2 separate regions of the Mus musculus genome follow, and region 1 is linked to region 2. A link is a loop called in an ENCODE intact Hi-C map of the cell type or tissue named here. Cell type or tissue: heart. All regions are shown on one strand.

The links. Hi-C counts contacts between places; a loop is a spot of excess contacts. Peaks named below come from ENCODE experiments on the same cell type or tissue, not always from the same donor. Only the 100,000 strongest peaks of a DNase experiment are listed, where the experiment ranks them.
Region 1: it touches region 2 in a loop (2.1-fold over the local background); 3 of 42 quality-filtered maps call a loop at or near these places.

Annotation. Positions count from the first base shown.
Region 1 is chr14:46,300,704-46,308,703 of GRCm38, forward strand. No RefSeq gene overlaps it. Among named protein-coding and RNA genes, the nearest start is that of Gm15217, 75 kb to the right of the region's middle. In heart, no CTCF peak of the experiment used is centred here; DNase peaks (open chromatin) are centred at 2,098 and 4,818.
Region 2 is chr14:46,236,355-46,244,354 of GRCm38, forward strand. No RefSeq gene overlaps it. Among named protein-coding and RNA genes, the nearest start is that of Gm34499, 19 kb to the left of the region's middle. In heart, a CTCF peak has its summit at 4,415 (motif pointing right); DNase peaks (open chromatin) are centred at 3,887 and 4,327.

The sequences.
Region 1 (8,000 bases), 64 kb after region 2:
ATTTGCTAGACACAGTAGTAAGAAAAACAGGAAGTGGGTGTTTATTAGCAGTCCCAAATATACCAGCCAAAATACAACTCCCCATGGAGTCTGAGTTATTCAAAATAGAGCAGAGAACAGAATTCCTAAGATTATAAAAGGGTAATTAATCACAAGCAGTATTCACAGACCAGTGATTTGGAAACTACCTTCTTACTGAAGCTCTGGATCAAGAGTAAACTTCAAAGCAAAATGTGCTGATCTCAGATTCACGCATCTGGTCAATAAACCCTACCAAAATGTCATTTTAAGCCCAGTTGACAGTCCATCTTTATTACATAATAACTGTATGTGTGATGCCTTAGACATCTTTTACCTGACTTGGGGAGTACATCAATGCCTCCCTAATCAGCCATTGGCATTAGAAACAGTCTCTTACGGTTGTTTTATGCATTGAATTCATAATTAGACATGTTGTTTAAACCTGTTTCATAGGAACACATTGTCTATCACCAGGAATCATGTTTGCAAGCTAACCTGATAACATGAAAACTTTGTTTTTTATTTAGAGAGTCTTTTAAATATATGCCCCAACCAGTCTGGTTTGAAGCTAAGGGTCTTTTATTTTGGTGGCAGTGGTTTAACATATATACCTAGAGAGATATCTCAGAGGTTAAGAGTACTTGCTGCTCTTGCAGAGGACCGAGGGTCCCAGAACCCACATGGCAGCTCACAACTGCCTGTCAAGTAAGGTTCAAAGGATCCAGAACCCTCTCCTGGCCTCCACAGGTGCCAGGCATAAATGTGGTACACATCCATACAGGCAAACAAAACACTCATACACATAAGTTAAAAATGAACAAATCTTTTACAATACATACCTAAAATATACAAAGCATGAATATAGTTTTCATGAGTAATGTGAAGGAGTTAAATGCAAATTTTCATCTGATTCCAGACCATTTGCTTCTAGCTGGTAAGGCTGTGGAATTTGATGATTTAGAGTCTTAGGAACTTGGGCAAATCCCTTACTTGTTCTGTGTCTTAGCTTCTCCCTATGAACTATGGGAATTAAAGTCTTGGCTCCATTAACCCCAACTACTCACTAGTACTAGGGTGAATAAAATGACTTATCTTGGCATCATTAGCTCTTCCTACTGAAGCCACTTGGATGAGCCCAACAAATCACTGAATTGAATTATTTGTTCCAGTCAATAGAATATATATGTATGGTGAATTGGAATGCCGTTCACACATCTTCTATCAGTGTGTATATTCCTGAGCTGTGATTAAGAAAGGAGGAAGACAGGTCTTTGGAAGCAGCTCACCACAGGAATGAAAAATTAACAACAAGAATTACGAATTAGCTTGTGAGTGCCAAACTGAATGAGACCCCAACTTCTTCCTTCCCTAATATTTGAAGAACACACACACTCATGCATGCACACACACATGCCATGCTGGTTGTCAATTTGCCTTCTTCTTGCTTTGGGCTATCCAGCATGACAGAGACAAAAGATTCAATGGAAGAAAGAAGGGTAGAAGAAAGGAGAGAGGGCCATATTGGCATAGCTCTCCATTCTCTGCTCAAAGGATGGACAGGTGGTGGTGTTGACACCAACTGTCTCCTCCTTCAGGGTAAGTGGGAAGACACACAGCTTCCCCTGGGAGTAAGTTCTGGATAACTGTGGCAGACACAATGACTTCTACTTCTGGACCAGCTCTGAAACATGCCAATCAGTTCTCCTTGTATCCACAGTTGATGACCTCAAGGAGACCCTAGGGAACAGTGGAATCCCCCAGGGATGAGGGAAATTGAGTAGAAAACACCTCCTATGCACCCAGCCAACTTTGCCTAAGCGAAAAATAAGCTGTTATTGTGCTAACCCACTGAAATTGCTGGAAGGGACCGTTGGTTACAACACTATGTAGCCTATCATATGTAATACAGACTAGGAAAGACAGACTCATTCACATCCGTCTATTTGGCCAATTAGCTCTGGGTTCTGAAGCATCTGGATAACTTAGGGGGGAAAAAGTCTTTCTCTTTCCCTCCCTTATTTTCCTGGCAAGTCAAGTTTCCTGCTGACCAGCTCAGCCCATGGTGGCAGCCAGAGCCATTGCTTCCTTTTGGAACTTCTGAAATACCGAAGGCCACAGATGGTCTCTGCAGGTCACACCCTAGCAACTAGCTCTGCATTGGAGGAGGTGCAAAGTCTGGTTTTGGTTTTTAAAGTAGTAGTAGTAGTAGTAGTAGTAGTAGTAGTAGTAGTAGTAGTAGTTCCTCCTCTTCCTTCTCCTCCTCCTCTTCTTCTTCCTTCTCCTCTTCCTCTTCTTCTTCCCCCTCCTCCTCCTCTTCTGCCCAGAGTGGTACTGGACCGAGTTCTCTAGCAATCTCAAAAATTTCATGAAACATATTTGCATCCAATGGGAGCATACCAACCCCAAATGTCTGGTAAGTGCTTTGGCCTTTTGTTGATGCTCTAGTTGGTATTCACATTGATCATGAGACACAAACACTTGTCCTAGAATTCAGATGAATTAAGCATGAGGAGTAACCCAAGGATATTCTAGGACTTGAAACAAATGCAGGAACCCCAAGAACCTACTCTAAGAAAGCTGCATTTGACAAGGAAAAAAATCCCTAATAATGCATTAAAGTTCTCACAGCAACTACCATTCTCTATCAAAATGATCTAAGCCAAAAAGAGTTCATGAATATGGACTGAAAATAATATAATTCATTTCCCTCATAGCAATATAGGCCTTGTGTGTTTAGTCACACTAAAGCTACAAACCATAAATGGCTGTAGTCTATACCACAGATATGTTTGTGTGGTCCTCAGAATGTTCTAAAAAGAAAATTAATTGTTTTGGTAAAAACATTTTACACAAAGATCTCAAATTTCTGACTTCTCTTGTAAGACCAGAAGCTTGAGAGATATGAATGTGGAGCGGTGCATGTATATGTGTGTGTGTGCATGTGTGTATGCGTGTGCATGTGTGTGTGTGTGCATGTGTGTATGTGTGTGCATGTGTGTGTGCATGTGTGTATGCATGTGTGTATGCGTGTGCATGTGTGTGTGCATGTGTGTGTGCACGTGCATGTGTGTGTGTGTGCATGTGTGTGTGTGTGCATGTGTGTGTGTGCATATGCTTGAGTCTCCTTCTCTCTGTGATAACCCTGAGAGAAGCCACTTGCTATCAGCCCATTATGATCACGCTGCTTACTTAATATTACCTGCCTGTCTTAAAAAGTATTGGATGAGACTCCTTAAATAGTATCTGTATCAATTAGTGCTCACATTCATCTGTGTGGCTTTCTATGTCAGAACTACTCCTACTTGAGAAAAGACCATCATTCAGAAGTACATATGCACAGGCGGGAGAAGACCCTCTCTCATCTTATGTGGTCCTTTCTGCTGGGCAAGGGCAAGTGTTTTGCTGCCCTAAGTTATTGATGGAAAGGGCCATCACCGTGGAGTGACCTCATCAAGGGAAGGATGCTGAGCCTGGAGCCAGCAGCCCCTGTAAGATGCATGGCAATCCTCTCTGCAGTTTGCCTGTGGCTGAACAGATAGATCTGAACATCACACCATTAACTCTGGGTAAAGTTGGCTCTCATTGCAGCTACTTTCTATATCCTCTAGTAAACATATATCCCGCAAAGAAGCACATTTGCAAGTGGCGCTGTGGACCTTGTAGAATTTGTGGACCTGGGCTGGTCTTCAGTGTCATTGTCCCCGAATTTGGGATTTGCTGTTTACAAGTTTATACTGGGTGATTTCTTTTCTTGACTTTTCTTCTCTTCTCTTTCTCGGTTTTTTTTTTCTTTTTCCCTCTCTTCCTCTTTATTATCAAGCTCTCTTTAGCATCTCAATATGGTGTATCCAAGTGTGAGAATTCTTATTTGTTAATTAATAACTGTTTTATTACAAAATGCAGGAACACCAGGAATTTCAAGCTTCATGTCTGCACGACTTCAGTTTGAACTGCAACGAACATGGCTGGGTAAATCCTTAAATAGAAATAGATGGAAAACACAGAGGCCTGGTGACATATTGTAACAAGGAAGGCACACATCTGGTGGCGTGTGGAGTACTTCCTCTTCTCACTGTGAAGTCTTAAGTACAAGGGCTAAAAGCTTGCATCCATCCTCACATAACCTCATGGAACTGAACAGTTATGAGCCCTCCTTTGCCCCTAACAACATCAGAATTCAGAATAAAAACCCACCTAGAATCTGAGATTCAGCATTAGCCAGGGGACGGAGAGAAATCCTGTCTACCTAAGAATAAGTCACTCCTTCTCCAAGACAAAAAAAAAGAAGAAGGATATGCATCTGAGAGTAGCATATCCCTTTGAAGAAAAAGAATAATGTTCTCTCCGTGCATTCTCTCACTCCAAATAGTGTTTTTATGAAGGGTGTACCTTCAAAAACTATTAGAGTTCCTTGCTTCCATTCCAGGAGTTTACGTAAAGTCTGACTATAGTCAGAAATGACCTTGCTTGACCTTGGGCCCCATTGACAGATACTTGCTTAGGTTCAATTGTTGTCTGGGGATTGAGAGTGGCATAACAATATTAGTGAAAACAATAGCCAGTTCATTTATATAGAGTCTTTCTTCCTGTGATTTCAAAGCAAATTTTCAAGCCTAATACAAATGACATTAAAAGGAACCAGCCCAAGACTTGGCAACTGCAGCCTACAGGATACTTCATTCCACTCAGCAAGCATATGCTGTGTGTGAGCGGTGGCTGACTGCACACTGCCCTGTCTCTCTTCCCACAGCTCCCTTGTCTGTACTCGCCCTGCTGCTACCAGCTTCCGTGCTGATGGTTTTCTTCCTTGCCAAGTATTAAGAGTTCATTTCATATGAAACTCTCCCCCTTTAGCCCAGTGTTTCCGGCTTTCTCTTTAACAGAGGTCTCACTGAGTCATCTGGGTTTTAGCTCAATGAAGCCATCATCTTTTTTGGGTGGAGGAGGGGGTCCTTTTTCTTTGTAGTTTTTTAGTTAGAGTTTTCTAAAAACACAAGTAGTCAGTCAGTACACTCATTGGAGATTGGAGGAGTCTATAGGGGGGGACGACTAAATGTTCATAAAGCTCTTTCTATCATATAGCAATGAGTCCAAAACTGGGAGATTCAGGTTTGGTAACACCGAAGCGCAATCTTAGCGGAAACTTCCGGAACCACCTCCTGCACAGTACAATTACCTCACTTCCCTAGAATGTCTGCTCATTTTCTTTTCCCAGCATCCCTTCTATATGAACACCTCCCAGCCAAGTCAATAAAAAAAAAAAAACAAAAAAAAAAAAAACCTCATTTCCCATCTTTGCATGACTCCTGAGAACCGTCCACTGCTAATGTTCAACACAGAAGAACAGCTAGTGCTTGAAGGCCTCAGACCGGGAAAGGAGGAAGTTCAGGAGTAAGGCTTATCCATTAAGAGTGGGGTTAGACACAGGAGTGTCATGGCTACTTTGAGATGAAACTCATTTACACAAACCAAGACAAAAATCTGCTAAATACATCTAGGAGGAGATATGCCAGGCATAGGTGACTCCAAAGAACAATAACAGGGTCTTTGTGGATGTTTTGCCTTTTCCAAGAGTTGAAAGAGACACCAGGGTGTAACACAGAGAACTCAAACACTTGAAGAATCTGTTGCCTTTGGATCCACGTGACCCTTCAGCAGAGTCTGGAGTTCTTGTCCACAGATGTGAGCCACAAGGAGCGTACATTTCCGGCCCACTCTGAACAAATGTTATGCTCAGTAGTTCCCTCTGTGGCTGACTTACAAATACATCCCCCGCTCCTGTGTTCGCCCTTCTGTCTCAGAGCCCCTCCTGGTCCATACAGCATCAGGTAATTTACCATTTGGGAGAAAGTAACAAGTTTTCAGAAATTCTCCAAAAATTTAACCAGTTACATTTTTAAAAAAGAAAAAGGAAGAAATCAATGTCCAATCCCTCATGAGATCTAAATAATTTCCCCTTTTCACTACTAAAGATTTATTTTAAACAAGTTACATAGAGGAGCATACTAAGAATCATTACAAAACCATCATTTTGTTAAATGCCAAAAATTCTTCTTAAATCCCCCACCTTCGTAATGGCATAGCCTATGTATAGACCACAGTCAAAAGCATTCCAGAGGCAAAGGCAGGGCTGCACTTTTAATTATCTCCCCGGTATTTCCTCTTTTTCCTTAAAAGGCTTAAATAAACCCACTGGTGTTGAGTTTGCCTGGTCTTTCCCAAAAATCATTGCCACAGTTTTTTTTAAACTGAGCAACACAATTTCTGTTCCCAGTTCATTACTGTCTCTCTCCCAGTCATCCAAATTCAACAAGGAGTGTGGCTCTGAACAAAGCCTTTTACAATGGATTGGATTTCATCTAAAAGCATGTAATTCCACATAGCCAGAAGCGGTTTCTAATCTTTATATATAGGAACTAACAAGAAAAAAAAAATCAAAGCCACAGGATTAAGTGGGAGAAAAAACTGTGAATGAAGAGCACCAAGCTATTGCTCAGCTGACTTGAGCAAAGCCCTGTAATGTTTCCCAAGCTAATCACTGCTGCCGGTGGCAAGCATTGGAGAATATGTCTAACAGGTCTCGAAGGTCATTATTTACTGAAACGCTACACTGAGTGGTTATTTCTTTTAAATACTAATAACCTAGAAAGCTGGCCCTATTTGGAAGAGGGTCAGCACAGAGGCGTCTGATTAGTGTCAAAAATGACTGCCTCTCTTTGGTAAAGGAATTCCCTAAAGGAAACATAATTCACAATGACAAATGTTGGCGTTTTTAGAATTACAAACATTACCTACAACTTGAATTCGGGTTATGAACCCGCCGGATAATGTTCAGGGCTTGTTTGGTAGCTGGTCACAACTCCCAGTTTTAAAAAAGAAATCCAACTACTTGTGAAAAATATAAAGAAGAATATAACCACAAGTCTTTGGTACTCAGAACAGAAAGGAGCCCGTGGGAATGTCTGGGCCACGGGCTGAAGTGGGCTGTGTCACTAGTTGGATTTTCTGAGCTGAGTCTTTCAACTACACTTTCTCAAATTTAGTAAAATCTTTTAATAAAGAAGGAGGAAATGTTGGCTAGGAATAAACAGAGGGCTTTTGTGCCCCTCCCCCTTCTAATATTTATCAAGCATATGGATTTATCAAGCATATGGATTAAGTATCCATGCTGCTTTTAGTTTGGAAAGCATAAAGGTACTGGTGTCACTTCGAATGATAAACTGATCATGAGTGTGGTTACTGGGCTCTGTCTGGCATGCCCATGAGCATTCTTTTCCTTAAAGATACACAGTAGCGAAGTGTTTGCTAAAAGGCACCGCTTACATGCTTATGATGAATGTCTGCATGGACCTTCACTGAAAAGGAAAAGCCGGAGAGGACCTCTCATGAAACTTCAGAGTCATCTGAGTGCCAAGGCACTTTATTTATGACACCCTTAACTTTAAGGTTAATATACGTGGCACTGTATCGTGTTAGCATCTTCCACATGGGCATGTTCTTCCAACTAGTGCTTCCCAACCTTCCTAATGCTGCAACCCTTTAATACAGTTTAATCATGTTGTGGTGATCCCTGCCCACCCCCAACCATAAAATTATTTTTGTTGCTACTTCATAACTGTGCCTTTGCTACTGTTATAAATTGTAATATAATTATGTATGCTTTCCATTGGGGGTCACGACCCACAAGTTGAGAACCAGTGCTCCAGACAGTGACTGGTTTATATGTGAAGGTAATTCACTATCTATATTATACTCTTTTTTCTTCTTAAAGAAAAAGGTTTAAATAATCAGAAAATATGAAATGTTATTTGCAAAAAAAAAAAAAGAGAAACATTTAGAACTTCTGGTTGTTCTCTGGGGTTAGTTTGTTTGTTTGCCTTTCTAAGTATTATTTAGTCTAAAAGACACCTGTGTGGGTTTTGGTTCAGCTTGCCAATCACTTTTACATTTACTGTACAGCTGCAAAACAACAAACAAAC
Region 2 (8,000 bases):
AACAAGTCTTCTAGAAAAAGTTCTTCAGATGAATTTTCAATGATGTACCCAGAGCAAAACCTCCTAGCATCAAATATAACTGTTGCTCCCCAGCTTCTCTCTAAGCCATGGACTATGGAAGACTGTCGTTTGTAGAAAGTCTTAAATGCTAAAGAATTATGTCAGCAGGATAAGACTAATTTTAACTTAATAACAGTCACAGTACAACAAGGCACACCTGCTCCCTTCCTTAAGGGGACACTGAGATTGTTGTTGAATCTGCTTGTCACTCTTGTGTCCAACCCCACCTCTCAGGGTCACCTCCTCCATCCACCATAGCTCTGAAAGTTCTGTCTGATCTACAACCAATCCTCTACTAGTGTATTGCATCACACCCTGTGGAGCTCTTGGGTAAGTGGGCATTCCCTTCTAGGTTGTTTGTTATATTGGCTGATTTCTACGGCTAACATTTCTCCCACAGTTATCAGATGAGCTTGCTGCTACCCACAGTCTACTCTGGCTCTCTCCACCTTCCTATTTAGAGCTTCAAAGCACAATTTCCTTCTCCAATCACTCAGCAGCATCTCCTCTTAATGTCTGCCCTGTTCACTTCTGCCATCCTCACCACTGAGCTCAGATTTCCCCAACTATCTAAAATGCTCTCATCTTCCTGAGCGCCTTCACCACCTCTCAGAGTTGTCCTAATCTTATTTAAGGTCACTGGTCTTGGTGACTTTATGATCAAGCACCCCAGGACTTTCCCACCCTTGTCCCTTTGTTTTCCTGACACTTGTCTTTCTCCTTCTTCCTGTTTCACTAACTGCTTCATGGATATTTCTCAGTTCTCTCTCTCTCTCTCTGTCTCTGGCCCTCTGTGTCTCTGTCTCTCTCGGTCTCTCTCTCTCTCTCTCTCTCTCTCTCTCTCTCTCTCTCTCTCTCTCTCTCTCTCTCTCTCTCTCTCTCCCCCTCTCCCTCTCCCTCAATCTGTTGCATCCTGTATAATTCTATCCTTATTTCTTTCTATCCTTATTTCTTCTTTTATTTCCATATGGTACGAGATAAAATCTGCCAAATCTGTCAGCTAATATTGTATACTACTTTCCTGTCCTTGGCCACATCTCTCAGCTGTTGGTGATCTTTTATTTTATCCTGCAGTTGATCTCTTTCACTCTCAACTGAACAGCATTGTCCTTGCTTACAGATAAAGGTCTGGAGGTTAAGCAATTTTTTCAGCATTACAAATCTGAGGCATGATATGGACAGGATGAAAATCTGTATCAGTTTCAGGGTTTTCCCCACTTTCTGACCAGACTCATCTGAAAAGAGGGAATATAGCTTACAAAACTTAAGAATAATTTCAAAGTATGTGCAATTGGGAGTATTTTCACTTTCTAGAAATTTCCCCTCTTTCCAATTCTTCCATTGATAATTACTTTCTTGGGTCCTCATTTTGAAAGACCTATAGTTAGAAACAACTATAGAAACTGCTTAAGGGGTGGCTAGAGAAAACCATCTTTAAGGTGAAGTATGCCCTGGCTTATATAAACTTTGTCTCCTGTATGTCCTCCTCTACATGAAGGCACCTGTTCTGGCTTTTCTCTGTCAGAGACCTCAAAAGTCCCCCTTTACCAAGTCTTCCCACCAAGCTGAAAAGGAGGCCATGTTTTGCGTCATCCGAGTGATCCACTCATATCAGCTTCTACTCCAAACTAGGAGCATCTCACACAGAGATTCATCTAAGTGTTCACAGCTTTCACTGGGAAATAGAGCACTTGACTGATACCTCATTGTTTGCTTGCTGCATTGCTCATCTGTTAAGTTGTCTTGGGAGACTCTGAGTATCTTTGACCAATGGTTTTCAACCTATGGGCCTTGACCCTTTGGGGGGGGGGCACATATCAGATTTTTACATTACAATTCATAACTAGCAAAATTGCAGTTGTGACGTGGCCATGAAATAATTTTGTGGTGGGGGGGGCGGTCACCACACTATGAGGATCCGTATTAAAGGGTTGCACGCAGCATTAGGAAGGCAGAGAACCACTGTCCGAAGCTCTCCCCATCTAATGCACTTCTTGACGTCTACAGCATTTCAAGTGCAAGGCAGTCATCTTCAAGAGAAACTGTTTCCCTCCTCCAGATTCAAAGTGGAGAAGTGCAGAGTGGAGACAGTGTGTGTAGGCATAGCAGGGGGAGGCAGGGCCATCCTATGCTCTGTATCTGGCTCAGGGAAAGTCTCCCTAAACCTTTACTCTTTAGAGGGTCACTTTATATAGGCTCCATGACAAGCATCTCAAGCCACAAGAATACTTCCTCAATATCCATATTATTCAGAGTAATGAACACCACTGGTTGAAGACTCACTAAACTGAATCTCAAATAATTCTAACTTGGAAGCCTACAAAAGTCAGCTGACACACAGTAATCGTGGACAGTTTTGCAGATTTGGGGATGTGGCATTTTAATATATGCATACAGTGTATGATGATCAGATAAAGGATGCTCCCATATGTACCATCTCAGGCATACCATTTCTTTATGCAAATTCTCAACTGATTGCCATCAGCCATATTTTCCCCAATGTTATAGAACATTTGAGATTATTCCTATCCAATTACATCTCTGCACCTACTTTACTTCCTCTGAGGACAGTGTGTGTGTGTGTGTGTGTGTGTGTGTGTGTGTGTGTGTGTGTGTGTGTGTGCGCGTTCTCTCTCTCTCTCTCCCTCCCTCCCCACTCCTTGCCTCCTTCCCTTCCTCCCCCCCCCCTTTAGGGTCACACATATGTCCACAGTACACAGTACAGGGTGGAGAACCACAGTAGATGTTGAACCTCAACTTCTACATCATATAAGACAGAATCCATTTGCTGTTTCCCAGCCTCAAGGTTCTCCTGTGCCCACCCAGTTCCTTGCTATAGAAGCACTGGAATAACAGGTGAAGCTACTAATCTCAGCTTCTCCTTTGGGTCTGGGAGGTTTAAAATTAGGTCCTCTCACTATAACAAGGTCTTTACCCACAAAGCAATCTGCCCAGCCATGGTAGTTGACTTTAAAAAAAAAGTCATCATTTATTTTGTTGTTATCCTTCAGTATTGTCAATTTTACATGTTCTGTGACCCATTAGCAAGACTTTCAATATTTGTCCTACATACATTCTAGAACACTGTGTGTTCCTACTTCTAATAAATTAGCATCTAAATGATATACAAATTGGAAGGTAAGGCTGAAATTAAAAGTCCTGTCTCCCACACTCAGATTAAAAACATGAACTATTGGTAAAGGCAATTCTCTCTAGAATGCTAGACTGAGCAGCTAGGGAGATAGCTTAAGTGATGGCAAAGGCTCAGCTGCTTCCTGAATGTCCCCAGATTCAAGACGTAAGTTCACGTGAGATTAGGCACATTCAAGCTGGTATGGCCACAGCCACAAATACAAGTTCAAATAAGATGACCTTGTTAGATGTGAATTCAAAAAAAATTTTATTACATATTAGATACAATGTTAAACATTTATATGAGACTAAACCAGTGAATTAAATACTATAAACATTTAACTCGCCAATATCCATTATATACACTGCATATTAGCCTGCCAAAGGCTTCCTAGGGACTATGTAATGAGAAAATGGCCTCCCATCTTGTACTTGGATGACCCTACATCAGGTATTCTCAGCAAGTTTGGCTGCAGACAGGGAAGGTAAGAAGGTTTGCATGAATAGACAGCTGGATAGGGGCTGGCCCAGGAAAAATGATGATAACACAATTTTTTATTATTTCTTTTTCTTTTTCCCACAGCAAGGTCACAAGTGTGTCCTGTATTAAGAAAGATTGGGACACGCTGGTCTGAGGACAAGAACTAATTCACTCTAGCTCATTTTGTTCTATTCCCGGAACAGCAAGTGCTTACTGGAGATTATTCATCGACAAATCGGAAGTGCCGTAGGGCTGTTTACTGCTGCATCTTTCTGATCTGTTACATAACACAAGAGGATAAAATCTGGAAAACACAGAAGGTCGAACGGTCACATGATAACATCATGTGAGATACATACCGAACCCTTTGCATGAGTGTCTCATGCCTGTTGTTAAAAGGCCATTTTTTCCTAGCTCCCAGGTTTCCTTTGGTTGAAAAATTGCAATGTATAGTCAGAGTTTGAACAGTTGCCAACTAAAATTCTTGCATCAGGCTCCATGGCTGTCTGTTCCACCAAGACAAATAAGACCGGCCCCAACCCCTCACTTGAGTGCATTGTTCACGGTGCTGAGCCGTGATTTTCCATATCTGACTGTCTTTGTGTTCACCCCAGGAGGAAGGGTGAGCCTGGTTTATTGAGTTCTTATTTCTCACAAAGCGGTAACATCTGGAGGGCTGAGCAGTTTGTTGGCAGGTCCAATCTGAAGGAATTCGACCACGGTTCCGATTGGCTCTTATCAGTAGGTGTCACTAAAGACAGTTTCAGAGACAGAAAAATAAATAGGCCAATTAAGTGATGCCAAGAACAGACTATTTTACAGTCATTTCTACTCTTTTTATTGTTCTTCCAACTGTAGAAGTTTCAAGATTGTAATTATTCCCTGCTTTTCCCCCCTCCCTGCTGCAAATGAACATTTTTCCATTTTCCAAATGCCTCCAAGAGAGGGACATTTAATTAATGTATTTATTTTGTGGTGCTTGATGTAGTGGGTTAGCAAAATGGGAACAGATGAGGGCTATTAATTCTAACACTTTATTGCAGTGAAGCTACAGCCAGCTGCTCTTCTGCAAACAGACTGATGGAGGCTCTGCCAGCTCCTTTCTCTGCAGCATGAAGTGCTTCATATCCGTACAGAACAAGGACAGCCACTCATGCATCCCACCTTGGCCATGCCTTTGTGTCCTTGGAAGTTACAGAGATAGGAACTGTTGCGGGGAATATTAAAAGAGAGCAAGTTCCCTTAATATACCCAGCTACTCTCAGCCCTGGTGGTCTCCCGGCCTATTCTTATCTTGTGGAGACTCTCTGGCCTGAAAATTCTCCACCCGGCTCACTAAGTTCCCACTGGCAGGTCGCTATGATGCCAGCCCCATGCTTTAAAACCCCCATGCCTTTGTGGTGAACATCTGGCAAATCCACAATTTGCCACCATACCTTCCCTCTTGAACTGAGTCAGATGACAGTATGAAGGAAAATGCCACACAAACTTAGTTCAGAAAGAATGGTAACTCAATCGCTGGGCGCAACAACTAGAATCCTAATCATGTAAGCCACATTAAATCTAAATCCTCCAGTGGGAATCTTGGTGGATTCGCCATATAAGCCGGGAGACACTAGTAGCTACATCTTGCCCTTTCACTATCCCCATCCAAAAAGCTCCTAACTCTCTCCTACTTCCTCTCTTCCTCCATCCAACCTGGACGTCCTGCCTACTCGCCCCATAATTGGTCCCCTTTAGTCTTTTGGGGGAAGGTTCACAAGAAGTCACCTGAGTGACTCAGTCCTCTTCCTGACAACCCCTCCTGGGAAAGCAGAATTAACATCAAAATACAGAGGTCACCAGGGCCATCCACAATAAGGAACTCTAGTGAAAGGCCACATATTTCTGAGATCAGAAGAGGTAACACTCAGGCTACCATGCTCACTGGTGACTGGCACCTTCCTCCTGCATAGACACAAGTCTAAGAGGGAAATTCAAGTTCATTTCTAAATCCAACCAACTGCAAACAACTTCTGGGAGTTACCTGAGAAAAACAAGTCAGGAGGTGGTCAAATAGATGGATTTTATTTATGAAATGGACTTCGAATAATACCAGGCCTGGATCTCAGTGCCAGTATATTGCTGGCCTGGAGGGGTACCCAGATAATGTTGGCAAGATAAATTAAGCAGCCGTCAGTTGAAGTGTTTTGTTTAGCTATGAATCTTTTCCTGAAGGGTCTTTCTTACATGTATTCTGAAGCCCTCACTTGCTGTGTAGGGAAGAATAAATGTGCTACATTTAGGTGGGTGCTGCATTGTTTGTGTGGGTGCTGTTTGAAATGAATGCACTGGAGTGAGTGCTTTGCACGGTCCTCTGATTTCAGGAACATCTGTATGTAGATTCTAAGGTTTGGGGACAAACCTAAGTGCTTTTTAATCCAAGATACTTACAATTCCAAAGATAAAGATACGCAAACAGCCAATATCAAGAGAAGCAGTGGACTAGTGCATACCTGTCCCATCATTTCTCTTAACCCCACAATGGCCATGTAATAGCAGTGACTTATGTTCCCATCTTATATGAGGAAATGTGGATCTAGCCTTGCTATTTGTTTGCAGCAATACAACTACTACAACGTTGTAGAGTCAAGTTGGAGGACAGTCTGTCCGGGTCTGAGCCTGCTTTCTTAATGGCTTCTTCAGACTCAGAATCAGTAGCAGCAAGCCTGAATGATGACAAAAAGAGTGTGTTAGGAAGAAAATAAAAAAAGGATTTAAAAAAAAAAGGAGGGCAAAATCTACACTGGAGAATGCAATGCTGGAATGCTGGTGTCTGATCTATGCTCAGCACCAAGGCTATCGATAGTTTCCACAGCTGGGAAATATTTATATCCACAGCACTGTCATCCATTCTCTGGACACAACAGGGAATGACTAGTGGCCCTAATTTTCATTATGAACAGTCTTCCCTGGTATCATTTTGCAATTTTAGACTTGCAAGTCAAAGGAACATGATGTCATTTTCATTTATTGAACAAAATTACTAAATTGTGCAGGCTATAAATCCAAATTCCCATGTTCTCCAAGAAAAAAAAATATGTTCTGTGAATTGACAGTTCCATATCACAACTCAGTGTCCACTGGCCCTAAGATGCTCCACATCTGTGGTCCTCCAGCATAGCCTCTAACACAAGAACTTTAGAAGCCAATGCTGCCCTTCCGTGTGAGACGGGAAATGTATAATTCCAAAGGAACACAGTCGCAGCTAAAAAAAAAAAAAAAGCTGTTACTTTTCACAACCGTGGTATAAACAAACTACCAAATACTTTCTTAAAGATTTATTGTGCATGTATGAATATTTTGCCTAAATGCATTTATGTCCACCACTTGCATACCTGGTCTTCCAGGAAGGAAATCAGAAGAAGACCTCAGATCCCCTGGAACTGGAGGTATGGGTGGCTGTGAGCCATCACATGTGTGCTAGGAATCCAACACTGGTCCTGTTCAAGAGTACCAAGCACTCTAAAGTGCTGAACCATCTCTCTGGCCCCCTAAAACACTGTTTAGAAAGATTGTTTCTGGGATCACCTTGTCCTCCTACATTCCATAGCACATCTAGAATAAACATTCTAGCACATTTCAAAACACATTGGTCATGAATTGCTCTAGATGGAGACTATCATGGTGGGGTTGTATTTGTAATGTGCTCAGAAACCTGGCTTGGAAGGTGCCTTTGACATACTTTTGAGGGTCACCTTGATGACAATTGGGAAAGGAGCACTCAGTGTGGAGTGACTGTATTTTGTCTAGATTATTGATATGATCTATCCAGCTCACCAAAAGACACAAGAGCACTCTATAAGGGCATACTTTGTGGGCCATAGCGAAACAATGTAGAACAAACTTTACTAAAACCCTCAGTGCTTACTGACACATTCACAGAATCCATATATACAAAATCCACATCTGCCTGATATGAAAAGGGCACTTGGTCCACAAAGACAATAAGAATTAATGCTTTTATTTAAGGCAACAGGCTCATCATGCCATTAAAGAGCAAACTGTATCATGAAGAATCTGTCTTTAAAAGAATGAGAGATGAGGCATGCTCCACTTGACAAATCAATAAAGGATTTTTGGAAGAGGCAGTTTTTGAGATGGGCCATGAAAAACATGTCAAATAAACCTTTGAAAAGTAGATGAAAGGGACCAAGATGTTGACAGATCAAAACAAAAACAAAAACAATGTCAAGTCATCCAGACCTGAATTCAAATCTAGATTTCATCTTGTATGAACTCCGTGTCTTTCAAGAATCTCTTTTGACCATTCAGCGATGGTTGTATG